Linked DNA regions of Homo sapiens: region 2 is linked to region 1. Evidence: chromatin contacts called from ENCODE Hi-C data. All regions are on one chromosome and are shown on one strand. Each heading gives the region's core, a stretch centred on a gene start or an enhancer-like site at or near the end of the contact. The rest is flanking DNA. Distances are from core to core; before and after follow the strand shown.

What was found. A loop is a pair of places that touch in the nucleus more often than their neighbours do. Pooled maps may share reads with other maps.
Region 2: a loop to region 1 is called in a pooled map, with 2.0 times the contacts of the local background. The contact joins the promoter of QTRT2 here to the enhancer-like site in region 1. A Hi-C loop is called at or near these places in 4 of 50 pooled maps.

What each region holds. Positions count from the first base shown.
Region 1 is chr3:113,494,645-113,501,632 of GRCh38, forward strand. It overlaps SPICE1 (spindle and centriole associated protein 1), which reads right to left. Exons shown (of 18, transcript NM_144718.4): 4 at 4,795-4,938. It overlaps SPICE1-CFAP44 (SPICE1-CFAP44 readthrough (NMD candidate)), which reads right to left. Exons shown (of 52, transcript NR_183050.1): 4 at 4,795-4,938. Among named protein-coding and RNA genes, the nearest start is that of SPICE1, 17 kb to the right of the region's middle. Within about 2 kb of position 4,092, at least 3 of the 41 ENCODE cell types and tissues checked have a DNase peak (open chromatin) inside an H3K27ac peak, as active enhancers do.
Region 2 is chr3:114,054,929-114,061,723 of GRCh38, forward strand. It overlaps QTRT2 (queuine tRNA-ribosyltransferase accessory subunit 2), which reads left to right and starts at 1,809. Exons shown (of 10, transcript NM_024638.4): 1 at 1,809-1,936; 2 at 2,071-2,178. It overlaps CCDC191 (coiled-coil domain containing 191), which reads right to left and starts at 1,598. Exons shown (of 17, transcript NM_020817.2): 1 at 1,449-1,598. The coding sequence starts at 1,538. RefSeq lists enhancers at 1,340-1,749, 3,858-4,357.

The DNA.
Region 1 (6,988 bases), core at 2,842-5,341:
TCAAAAAAAAAAAAAAGAAATATTCACAATTGTGACCCACCACATTTACATACACATATACAAAATAAAAGTTTTAATTAAATAAAAAGTTAATTAAAATAAAAGTTTTAATTAACCTTGCTCCATGAGAACCACTGATATTTTCTTGTTAATTTCTATTCTATTTTTTAAATGTTGGCAGCAACTCACTTCACAATTCATTAACAAATTATAATCCATAGTTTGAAAAACACAGATGAAAGATATGAATCTTTGAGCCATAAACTTAGAGGTGTTTCAACCACTAGAGTGAATTCAGAATCCACTAATGTAATCCACTAATGTGTCAAGTCATGACCTACAACTTTAAAAACATGACATAAGATATGAGTTTTAGCATTAAACAAAAAATGTGAGGCCTCTGTGTTTAAAAACAAATCAGTTTTTTACCCTGGAGAGGTAAGAACACAAAAAGTAACATTACAGTAGTGCCTCTGGATTATGCACTTTCAACTTAGGAACTTTCATAATTAAAAGTAAGGCCACAGGCTAGAGTAAAAGCCAGATAATTCTCTCGGCACCACCACCAGATGGCATTCTCAAGTTAAAAAGTACCTGGAAACTGCTCAGTTTCCAACACTTGACTCAAATTGATAAAATATCTGATAACAAATACTCTTACCAGAATTTCTCTATACTACAGAATCAAATACATACACAATGTGACCTCAGTTATTGTTTTAAGACACAGAAAGAAAAATAGCAAGAGTCACATTCTTAATTTTTCCCCTTCTTCCCCGGCTATAGCCAAGCAGGTTGGCTGACTCAGTGAGAAGAAAGCCCTGAATTTATTCCTTCTACAAAGAGTAAGCTTTGGAATGGTATCAGGTCAAGAGCACATCAGACCCAGAAGACTGAGAGTCCAGTCCCAGTCAACAACCCTTCCCCAGCCCCACAGGGGTGGTAGATGGATATGGAAACACTGAAAACCTATATACCACTCTAGAGATGTTTCAGAATTTTGCTATAACTTAAATTATATTATCCCACAAACCAAATTTCTATTCTTACTTAGCCGTCTTGCAAGTACAAGGAATTATGAGCTTAGGAAAGAATGTGAATGAATGAGTATAATCTTTCACTATACCAGAAAAATTACACAAAGCTTATTTCCTAATAATAATTTTAAGAGTTTACTATTTTTTAAAAGCATTGACCTATCAAAATAAAGAGATGGAATTGACACATGAAGATTATAATCTTATAACCATATTGAGACCTGATATTGATTATAATGAGGTCTCATGTAAAAACCATTATCTGTCACCTTCTGCTAGTCCAAGCTTGTCCAACCTGTGGCTCAGGATGGCTTTGAATGTGGCCTAACACAAATTTGTAAACTTTCTTAAAACATTATGAGATTTTTTTTTTACAACTTTTTTTTTTTTTTTTTTTTTTTTAGCTCATCAGCTATCATTAATGTTAGTTTATTTTATGTGTGGCCCAAGACAATTCTTCTTCTTCCAATGTGCCCCAGGGAAGCCAAAAGACTGGAAACCCCTGTTTAGTCCCTGCCCTTGGGAAAAATGGTTTGAGTGATCAAAGATCAGTGTATTGGCTTTTACTTCTTCTTTCTAGATTTATAACTCCTCTCATAAAGCCCATCCATTTGACAGGTAAACTGATCTCTACAAGCCTAACTCTATCTATTACTCCTCAAATGAGTTTGCAGAGCACAAACTTAAACCTGTAAGTGGTGGTACACATGTTGGATTTTCAAAGGATCCCAGTCTCTACAAAAAAAAAGACATTATCAGAAACTCGTCATCTTAGCCCTTTTGTACCACAGTAAAAGACATGAGGTAGAATTGGGAAATTACAAAGAGGCTTTAGGAGTTATTACATTTTGGGGATTTATAAGATCTTTTTGAAAGCCTCTCCATGAGTGAGAGGGAACCCTAATTTGCTTGATTCCCATGGCATGGGTACATCTTACAGCAAATGAAATCTAAGATTATGCTGGCCAAAGAGCTTTCTCTTAATTTATGTTAATCTGGGAGTCCAGCTTCAGGTGGATGGGTCCTGTTAGCTTTAATACATAATGATGAAGCTTATGTGAATATGTCTAAGGAGGCTTCTTCCTTTGGTCCACTGCATCCCTTAAACAGAGACGTTGCAAATTTACCAACATTGAAATAAAAGATGCACATATCCATTGACTAAGCAATTCTACTTTTAAGAATTTATCCTGAAAATATACTTACATGTGTACCCAAAAACATTTTCAAGGATATTTATTACATTATTGATAGTAGCAAGGTAGAAGACAATCTGTGGGTAACTGACAGTACTACTTAAGTATCCAGCAATGTTCTTTTGGTTTCTCCTTTAACAGCAGAACTCCTGCATTTTAGCCAATTACATAGCTAGATTTCCCAACCATCTTTGTAAGTGGGAATGGCCATGTGATGACTTTCTGGCCAACAGGATATATGCCAGAACTTCTGGGTGACATGTAATAGGAGTAGCATGCACTGTTCTTCCTGTTTCCTGCTGGCTGGCATATAGCTGAATGAAGCTGCTATGGCCATTTTGTATTCAGAGACAGAAGCTGTGTAATAAAGGACTGCAGAGTTCCCTACCAGCTACCACTTTCCTCTCAACTGTTTAATAAACAGAAACAAATTTGTTTGTTTAAAGCAAAACATATAGGAGGGTATTTTTTTATTTCCAGAAGCTTAAACTATACTCTAACACACAACCTAAGTGTTCACCAATAAAGCACAGGATAAATAAATTGTGGTACATCTATATGCTAATGGCCATCAAAAAGAAAAGGTAGATGTCTAAGCACTGACAGGAAATTATCCCAAGATATGCTGGTAGAGAGAAAATACCTGAATCCTGATGAGAGCTGAGGTGCTCAACCCCTGCAGCACATTCAAATTACATAGGAACTGTCTAAAAAACACCTACATGGGGCCACATCCTAGGTCAACTAAATCTGAATCTCTGGGTATAGAGTCCAGATATAGTTATATATATATGCATACATACATAGAGAGAGAGAGAGAGAAAGAGAGCTTTTTTTTTTTTTTTTTTTTTTGAGACAGAGTCTCACTCTGTTGCCCAGGCTGGAGTGCAGTGGCACAATCTCAGCTCACTGCAACCCGGATTCAAGCGATTCTCCTGCCTCAGCCTCCTGAGTAGCTGGGACTACAGGCACCTGCCACTGTACCCAGCTAATCTTTAGGGCTTTTTTTTTTTTTTGGTTTTGCTGTTGTTGTTTTTGAGACAGGCTGGAGTGCAATGGACCAATCTCGGCTCACTGCAACCTCCGCCTCCCAGGTTCAAGCAATTCTCCCACCTCAGCCTCCCAAGTAGCTGGGATTACAGGCACCCGCCATCATGCTCAGCTAATTTCTGTATTTTTGTAGAGATGGGGTTTCACCATGTTGGCCAGGCTGGTCTTGAACTCCTGACCTCAGGTGATCTGCCCGCCTTGGCCTCCCAAAATGCTGGGATTACAGGCATGAGCTGCCACACCCAGCTGTTATATATTTTTTTAATGGAGCTTCTTGACCCTGACTGATTCTAATGTGCAGTGAGAGTTGAGAACCACTATACTAGTGCCTGAGGCAGCAGATCTACAAAAAGAAGGCAAAGAAACATCACTCATCGTCTCTCACCACCCTTCTTTAAACACCTACTTCTACCACATCTATAACTTGTATGAGAAATTCAGGACATGAGCAGGAACCACTAGAGAAAGGAAAATAAGCCCAGAGTCTGATGCAATCCAAGCAGGCTGCCTTTTTTCGTGGTGAGATCTGTGTTTTTAGGCCTTTCACTGAGAATTACCCCATAACATTTAAATGTATGCGACTTGTCCAAGATCACCAAAAGATACTTACCTGTAAAGAAGCATTCTCTCAATCAAGCCACTGTTCTTTTCTCAAGCTCATGTAAACATTTATTTGGGAGATATTATTCTTCCTGATGATGTCTAAGACTGAGACTTTATTTCAATAAGAAGCCTAACAAATTCCTCAAAAGAAAATGTATGATTCAAAGCTGCCGTGAAAGGTCAGACAGCTAAGTGCTGTACATAAGCTTCAATATGAACAAGGAGCAACACTACAGACAAAGCACATTCCTTCACAATGACTTCAGCTCAAATTTAAAAAGGTTATTTGCTGTAGTTTCCTCTTATTTCCCATATTGTTTATCCCTACATATCTGATTACTTATCTGAACACCCCACGTCTGGCAAAAGGTTAAGCCAAAGACAAGTTGCTTATTACTCAGTTGGACAAGCATACAACATCATTTTTTTTTCAAAGTAACCTAACAGCACTGCTGTTAAACTGAGAAAAATAATTATAGCAGCTTATATATAAAAAGAGGAATAAGAAAAGATTGTGCTAATCACTTTACTGAGAAAAATTATTATAGCAGCTTATATACAAAAAGAGGAATAAGCAAAGATTGTGCTATTCACTTTGTAAGTATTATATCACTGAAATCTCATAGCAATACAAGCAAATAATAATTTTAAATATGAGAAAATTCAGGCTGAAAAGTTAAATAATTTACTTAGGGTCACACAGCTGGTAAGTAGTAGAACAGGAATTCAAACCACCAAACCAGACTCCAGTCACCACTCTGTTGCTTTTTTTGAAGTCCACATGTAGATTATTGAATAAGAATGCAGTGATTACTAGAGTCTCTCCAACGTGAATCAAATTGAAGAAAAACAAAGAACCCTATTTATCTCCTTTTTTTCTTTCTAACTCTAATGCAGTTTAGCATTACCTCCTTCATGATAGACAATCTTCTTTTCTCAAGATTTAAAGTTTCTGGTTTCTGCTTCCTCCATTTTCTCTTCAAAGCTTTTTCTTGGAGTTCCCAGTGTACTAATGCTCTATTCTTCGATTTGTGTATTTCATGACGGCGTACCTATACAGAAGAGAAAAGTACATAAAGGAATGTTTCAGACACAAAGAAGTTGCCTATTCAGATGATGAGATCACCTACTCTAGTTCATCACTTTTTAAACTTTTTCTGGTCCAATATGTGCATGTTTATATATATTCATAGCCAAAATTTTCAGTCCCCTAAATTTTCAAAAATGATCTTAAAGAAAGCAGTATATAGAACTGGTAAACCTACCTAAAAGATGTACAGAAAGAAATAATAATTTCTACTACTTTTCTGCAAGACTATCCAGCAAACTAGTGTTTTTCAAACCACAGGTTGGGACTCACTTAATGGATGATAAAATCAATTCATGGGTCAAAACCAGCATTTTTTTTTAACATACACATACACACATATACACACACTAACTGAGCACAATGTAAAAGGTACAAAATCCACCGAGTCATCTTTGGCAAAGACACACTCATTTCATGATCATCACACTACTACCAAGAAATAATAATGTAGTGTTTATAGCCCTTCAATGGCCTCATGTGGGAGTGGGTCACTGAAAATACAGAAGTCAGGGAAATAGAGTTCCTGAAGTACAAGAAGAGATACGCGCCACAGATCTCAAGTGTTAGAGGGTTCACTAAGGTGGGTTCACTAAGGTTCACTAAGGTGGCTAAGAAATAAAATTAGATATTTGATTTTACAAGTACTCTAGTATTCAGAACTATGAACATGAACATATATGATAAAATGTACTACTGAGTTTTCACCATGTAAATAAAAAATCAATCCATTAAAGAGACAATAACAAGTATTACACAAGGATTCTGACTCACAAAAAACAAATGAAGATGACATTTTTTAGACAACTGAGGAGATTTGAATATGGGCTAGGTATTAGGTGTTACAAATAATTATATTTACTTTTGTTGGATGTAATAATGGCACTGTGGTTATGTTGAAAAAAAAAAGGCTTACATTTTTAAAAAATGCAAACTGAATATGTAAGCACAAAATGATGTGTTCTCTGGAATTTGCTTTAAAATATTTCAGAGAAAAAAGAAAAGGGTAAGATAAATGAAGCAACTGTGGCAAATTTTTAATAACTATCCTATCTGGGTGAACAGTACATAGTAGTTATTTCTATTTTTATCTCCATTTTCCCTTGAGTTTGAAATTTTTCATTTAAAAAATATTAACTCAGTTGGGCATAATTATTATTCTCAGTAAATAGTTAATGAGCACCTACTAGGATTAAGACTCCTGGGTACACAAAGATGTATAAGATATGGTCTGTATCTCTCAAAAGCATTAACAATCTGCCCATTGAGATTGGGCACATCCTTATAAAGACAAATGATATACATTAGATGTCATATACTCAATGCCTAAGTTAGGTAGTAATAGTTCAGAGGAGATAACTGTTGGTCAGTTTCAAAAACAGGACTTCAAACTTACTATAAAACGACAGTAATCAAGACAATGTGGTACTGGCATAAGGATTGACATATAAATCAGTGAAATAGAATTGAGAGTGCTGAATAAACATTTATATTTATGGACAAGTGATTTTTCAACAAGAGTTCCAAGATCATTCAATGGGGAAAGAATAGTCTTTCCAATAAATGCTGTTTGGACAATGATTATCCTTTAGCAAAAAATAAAGTTGGGCCCCCCTCCCACCACACACCATACAGAAAAATTAACTTAAAATGAATCATAGTTCTACATATAAGAACTACAACTATAAAACTCTTAGAAGAAAACATAGGAGTATGTCTTTGTGAACCTTGGGTTAGGTAACAGTTTCTTAGGTATGATACTAAAAACTCAAGTGACAAAATAAAAAACAGGTAAATTTGACTTCATCAAAATTAAAAACTTCCCTGCTTAAAGGACACCATCAAGAAACTGAAAAAACAACTAAGAAAATGGGAGAAAATACTTGCAAATTATATCTGATTAGGAACTCAAATCCAGAATACATACATAATTTTTATAACTCAACAATAAAAGCACAAATAATCCAATTTTTAAATGACTAAGGTATTTGAATAGACATTTCTCCAAAGAATAT
Region 2 (6,795 bases), core at 559-3,058, 560 kb after region 1:
GTCATTGGAGCACTAAATCTCTTTTGGTTTGGCGTTCCCAGTTCATGAATTGCTTCTTACTCAAATATACTCTTTAAAATAATAATAATAATAATAATAATAAAATAAGGGGATATCTAAACTAGCATACTGACACATGGAGGTGGGAAAAATATAATACTCTTTCACTTACCTAACACTTTACCTTCAAAGCATCTTACTGATAACTAACGCAGCTGTACTGCTTAATAATTTTGTCACTGCAACAAAGAAAGAGCTGATCTAATTAAAATACAACTGAACTTGAAGAAGCCCTATGTTTTTACCTTTTTTTCTCTAGGCAGTAATAATGAGCACTAGCAGCAAAAATCCTTCCTTTTGGAGTCCTAAGAAATTATTCTAAATTTTTACCTTTCATCATCAAGTCCATATCTATATCCTATCTTGGATCCAATACATTATGCAACTGATGTATTGAAATAGCAGCAGCCTCAGTTTCCAAGTCTCCCTGATGCTTCAGTCTGTGCCCTCTAGTATCTAGGGCAACATATTTGTCATGTGGAATATGTCCAATGCATTTAGCTGGTAAATTTAGAATAAATCGCAAGAACAATCGCCTGGGGCCCTCAAAAAGGCCACATACATCTACAGAATATTATTTAGGAAAGTATAACTTAAGGGTGAAAACAGCTGGTGAAACTGCTCTGTAGCTGAAAGCTGAGAAGCTTCTCCATTTTAGTACTCTCATTTAGATTTTAAGCATCTTTTTGGGGACTGTTAAAAAGGTAGTCTGTGGAAAGCACACGGTGCAACTGTGACTTTGCACATGTCACATATGTTTCAAGTTTAAAATGGGGTTATTATTTTTTTCTTATCTTCAGGTGCTAATGCATCCAAATGGGTGATAGATACGGAGAGAATCTATTTTTTGAAAGTTGGTTGAATTTAGAAATTACTATGTGAATCAAGTATTAATGTATTCAATATCCATTTGCACTCCTGAGTTTATTTAGATACTTTACGTAAAAGTGAAGGGGCAGGAATATAGGCAGGGTATTTAATGTGAAGCTCTCTCCCGTTAATAAAGATCAATTACCCCAAGATTTGCAAAAAAAAAAAAAGAGAGAGAAAAAGAAAGAAATGTGCGAGAAGTTTCCTAAAATTTAAGGTAGGGGGAACGGAGTTTGCAAACTCCTTTCACCCCGATGGGCATTAGCAGACACCTCCGGTTTTAGAAAAGCGTTACAAACAGTTCTTCCACGATGCTGCCCACCAAAGCCGTAATGTGCCCAGACCCCAGAGCTCCTAGAGCATTTCACTCAGGGTAATGCTGGCTTTGGGGCGGTCAAGGCAGGGGCGTGTCAGCTCAGGATGAAGAGGCAGGAAGCACAGACGGGCCGCGACTGGCTTCCTGACTGCGCCGCGCCTTGGGAAAGTCCCCGCCCTCCAAAGCTCTCGATTGGGATCACCTTGGGACTCGGCTTCCTTGTGAACCGTTTCCAGCGATTCAGCCCCATCCTTTTCTTTGAGAAGGACCTTCCCTGAGGCGCCAGGAGCATTTTCCAAGTTCGAGCCCGAACCTCGGCCAAAGCTGCAGCAACCGCCCTTCTGCCCGGGCTGCCTCCGGGTCACGCTGGGAATTGTAGTTCCTCCGCCCGCAAGGAAAGCAGGCATAGGACACCGTCGAACCACCACTCCCACGAGGCTCTGCGCAGGCCGCTCGCGTTGGCTCAGTTACCATAGCAACGGCAGAGGTCCCTCGCTCTTGCCGTCATCAAGGCTCGCTTGAATGTCGGCTTTGCTTTTTTTCTGGCGCCCAGTGATGACGCAGTACTCCCTGATTGGCTCTGCACTGGAGGCAGTGATTTTGGGGCAGAGAATTTTGCAACACGTGGTAGTGAACTGTGAGGAGTTTGAGGGGTCTGAAGACTGAAAGAGTCGAATGGTTTGTTGGCAGGTAAGTGCCCCTTTGCCCTGCTGGTGTGGGAGCTGCTAGAGATGGATGAGTCACGTCGCGTCCAGACGCTTCCTGGTTGTGTTGCAGTAACGGTGATTGTACTCCCGCCATGTCTCCTCTGCTTCCCTTTTCAGGGTGTCCTGGTGGATTGGTTTCTGTAAGTTCAGATTCTCATAAATCGTGTGAGCGTCGCCGACACCTCTGAGATAAAAGGGCCCCTTTCGACTAGCCTCTGCTGAAAGGTAGAGTTTTCAGGAAGTTTTTATTCCGAACTGCCCATGGGAGGGTGGGACCGTCTTCAATCTCTGAGCCAGGTGCCTAGGGAGGTCTGGGGCCATGGAGATGGCCCATGGAGCAAAGATAAATCCAGGCTTATTGGCTTAGCCGAGGTGTTTCCAGAGACAGCCCATTTAGGGGTGATAAATGGGCTTATAAAGCAGAGTAAAGATTTAGAACAGGAGTTTTGAATTCAACTACTTTGTGGCTATATGACCCTAGGCAACTTGTTTAATAACTCAGAGACCCTGTTTTCTCATGCAAAATGGGGACGATAATACCTGAATCACTGGAGTGTTGTAATGATTAAAAATAAATGTATGTGAAGCATTCTGCCAGGAAATGTAAACTAAAGTTGATTTGAAATTGGTGAAAATGAAGTTAGGGAAGCTATGCCCTCGGACTGTTGCAGCGATCCTAGGACCAGCTCTGTAACTGGTCTGTCTGAAAGGCGGTTGAATAAATTGTGCTCATACAAACTATGCAGTACCACGAAGTAGTTTTTTTCAAAAGGGTAAGTTAGCTTTATGTCTCTTCTTCAGGAAAGACGTCTAATGTTTATTCTTGAGAGAAAAGCAAATTGCAGAGAAGTGCATATATTATAGTATAATATGTTTCCATTTTTGTAAAAGCAAACCCTGACCAAAACACTCCCTCCCATATGCAAGTATGTTTAAATATTTGTATGAGAATGGAGAAAGATTGCAGAGACTGGGAGGATGGATTAGAGGCGGGAGGGAGAAAGGGAAAAGAAGAAGAACACTATAGCAAAATGGAAACTAAGATTATAATGTGCTTGTGTACCAGATGGAACTTCTAATAAGCTCCCAGCCTATTAGAGTACAGCGCTGAAAACTAGACTTCAATAATTAAAGTCCTTGCTCTGCCACTTACCAGCTGGGGATTTTATCAGCCTCAGTTTATCATACATAAAATGCAGATAATAATGGTATCTATATTATGCATTTGATCTGAGGATTAATGGAGTGAATATATAAAGAACAGTGCTTAATACATAGTAAATACCCGATAAATGTTAGTTGCTATTATTGTCTTTCTATATGTGAAATTAATTTAACTTTTATTGTGATTACTGACATTTGGAATTCTACCATCTTATTTTGTGTTTTCTATTTCTTTTTTTTGGTCTCTTTTCCTTTCTTGCCTTTTATTAGGTTAATTCATTTTTCTTTATCTTCCCACTTCCCTCTCCAGTGAGTTTGGAAATTATGCATTCTGTCATTAATCGTTTAACAGTTACTTCTGAATTTTTAACACACATACTCAACAAAGTTTAACGTCGTCGTTATCTCTTTCCCCCTACCAAATGGTGTAACGATTTCCGAATGCCTTGGAAAAATCTTCATTTACTGTTTTCTAGAATTGTAGCGTTCTTCATTTCTTTTTTTTGAGACGGCATCTTGCTTTGTTACCCAGGCTGGACTGCAGTGGCATGATTTTGGCTCACTGCAACCTCTGCCTCCTGGGTTCAAGTGATTCTCCTGTCTCAGCCTCCGGAGTAGCTGGTATTACAGGCATGTGCTGCTACACCTGGCTGATTTTTGTGTTTTTAGTAGAGACGGTTTCACCATGTTGGCCTGGCTGGTCTCGAACTCCTGACCTTAGGTGTTCCTCCCACTTCGGACTCCCAGAGTGCTGGGATTACAGGCGTGAGCCACCGTGCCCGGCCAGCGTTCTTCATTTCTGTGTGTCATTTCTGAGTCAGCTCAATGCACCACATTGTTTAAAAGTCCTTCAGTCATTTTTCTATGCATATACTATGATTATAGAAAGTGTACATGTGTGGGAGAGAGGGGTAAGAGATGCTGATGTGTACTTATATATACAGCTTTCCTTTCACAAAAAATATGACCATCTTTTGCCTTAGGAAATTTTGGACATTTCCATGGCAGTATGTAGAGAATCCAGCTAGGAAACATTTAAAAATCCATTCTCTCCTGATAAATGAAGAGTGGAGGTGGTGGGTCGCACTGGAAGTGTTAGGACAGGTACGGTGTTGCCAGAAGTGCAGGGAATCTTTGTTAGTCCTTGTAAAGGTACAGATCCACTGACAGCCTGTCATTTGTCTTTACACTCTTAAGGGTTTTTCCTTAAGACTTTCTCAGGAATGCCATCTGTGACACCAGAAATATTAGAGCAGACCCACAACAAGTGAAAAGGGAAGGGATCATGATAAAGGCAAATAAAAACTAGTTAGTATTTTGGAGACTGTTGATCTGTTTCTTGAACTTTCCTTGGCAAAAAAGGAAATAATCACTCTCAAAGCATGTTTTTAAAAATATGTACATGAATATGTGTATGTGTGTGTACTATTTTATTACTTCATAGTAACAATTTATTGTATTTGAGCCTCTAGAAAAGAAGTGTAATTATAAAAAACATTTACCATAACCTGAACAATGAATGAAGAAAGGAAGACTTGGTTCTTCTAGCTCTGGACAAAATTCCATTTTTTTAAAAAAAATATTGATTTCCAGCTGAAGTATAGTACATCTCTGATGTTTTCCTCAGATTTTAAAATATTTGCATTCATCCCCACAAAACAGAATCACTGACCATGGCAGTTTATTTTAATACTTTTTCTTAAACCCAGTCATCTGCTTTTGCTTCCTTATTTTTCTCTTCGTTAATATGTTGAGTTACTGTGATTAGGGTGGAACTTTTATGAAGCCCCAAACAACAGAAGTGAGTATGTAGCACCAAAATCGTTCACTGTAGAGAAAGCCAAGTAGGTATTTCTCTCCAGCTGGCTGAGTGGGTTCAGTATTCTAAGCTGAGGATTTTGAATTTCATCTTTAAAGTTATTTGGGATTAAAGCATTATATCACAGGAGAGCCCATCTCTGCCTCTAAGAACATGGTGGCCAATGTCCTTTAGAGTTACAAAGGACCTCTAATTACAGACTTTCAGTTAAGAATCAAGAAAGTTGTTTCTTCAGTTGAGGAAAGAGTGGGAAGGGGAGATGAGAGGGAAGGGGAGATGAGAAAGAAGAGAGAAGATGCCTTCAGGACTGAGTGGATGATTAATCACACTTGAGACTCGTTTGTTAAAAGATGGGAACTTCTAGAATATGTTCATTCTTTCCTTACACAAGGATGAAACTAAGAAGTCTTTGAGAGAAAGGTAAGTCTTGGAAGCCAATGGTCTGGGCTTCCAGGTCTGGCTGCCTTTATACTCTTAGAGAATCCTTGTGTCCAACCTTGGAGAATCTGAGATTGGTTGTTTGGTCATCTTCGCTTATCTGTGGGGAATATGTTCCAAGACCCCTTGTGGATGCTGGAAACTGCAAATGGTTCCAAACCCCAGATAGATAGGTAGGTAGGTAGGTAGGTAGGTAGATAGATAGATAGATAGATAGATAGATAGATAGATAGATAGATAGATAAGATAGATTAGATAGATAGATTAGATAGATCCAAACCCTAAATAGATAGACAGACAATAGACAGACAGTATGATGTTTCCTATCTATACATACCTATAATAAAGTTTAATTTATTAATTAGGCACAGTAGTAGATGTTAGTCACCTCGGCAAACAGTCTTTTTTCTTTTCCTAGTTGGAGAACTTTAACCTTTTCTCATAAGGGATCACTTTATGGCTTCCCTTTGGCATATCCGTATTGCCAGCATCACAACTCTTGTGCTGTGGGGCCAGTCGTAAGTAAAATAAGGGTAACTTGAACATAAGCACTGCAATACAGTGACGGTTGATCTGATCAATGTGACAGCTCCTAAGTAACTAAGGGGCGAGTGGCGTCTACAGTGTGAAGATGCTGGGCAAAGGGATGATTCACGTCCTGGGTGGAACAGAGCAAAATGGTGAGAGATTTCATTATGCTACTCAGAATGGCATGCAATTTCAAACTTATGTTTATTTCAGGAATTTTCCGTTTAATATGTTTGGACCTCGGATGTCCATGGGTAACTGAAACTGGAAAGCAGAACTGTGAATGGGGGTACTGTGTTAAGAAAACCGATGGGTTTCCTTTTAGTTGCCTTTATGTACCTTCTTCTTCCCATTCTGATTCTATGCTTGCATGGCATATTTGGCTTCATGTATTGCATTCTATAGGGCAAACATGCCACTGACTGATCCACTTTGCTTTTTTCGATTCTCAGAGTAAATAATTGTGCATACTGATTTTATTGTTTAGTCTCTGAGGTTGATAGGTTTGAGCCTGACCCTGAGTGATGGCTCTGTGCTGGGTATATAGAAAAGATCAGGCTCAGCTTACCAGGCAGAAGCCTAAATCCCTTACCAGTGGCCAGCCAGCCCTCCAAGCAGTACAAGACTGTAAGGCACTGGAGGGAGCAGCAGCAGGTGGCTAATCTTTGAGCCCCTGTGTAATTCTGTTGGCACAGGTTAAAGAACTTGACAGCTGCTTTCTTTTATCTCTTTTCTTTCTCTTTCTTTTCTTCTTCTTTGTTTTTAAGACAGGATCTCCCTCTGTTGCCCAGGCTGGAGTGCCAGTGGCGTGATCATGGCTCACTGCAGTCTCTGCCTCCCTGGCTTAAGGGATCTTCCTACCTCAGATTCCCAAGTAGCTAGGACTACAGGTG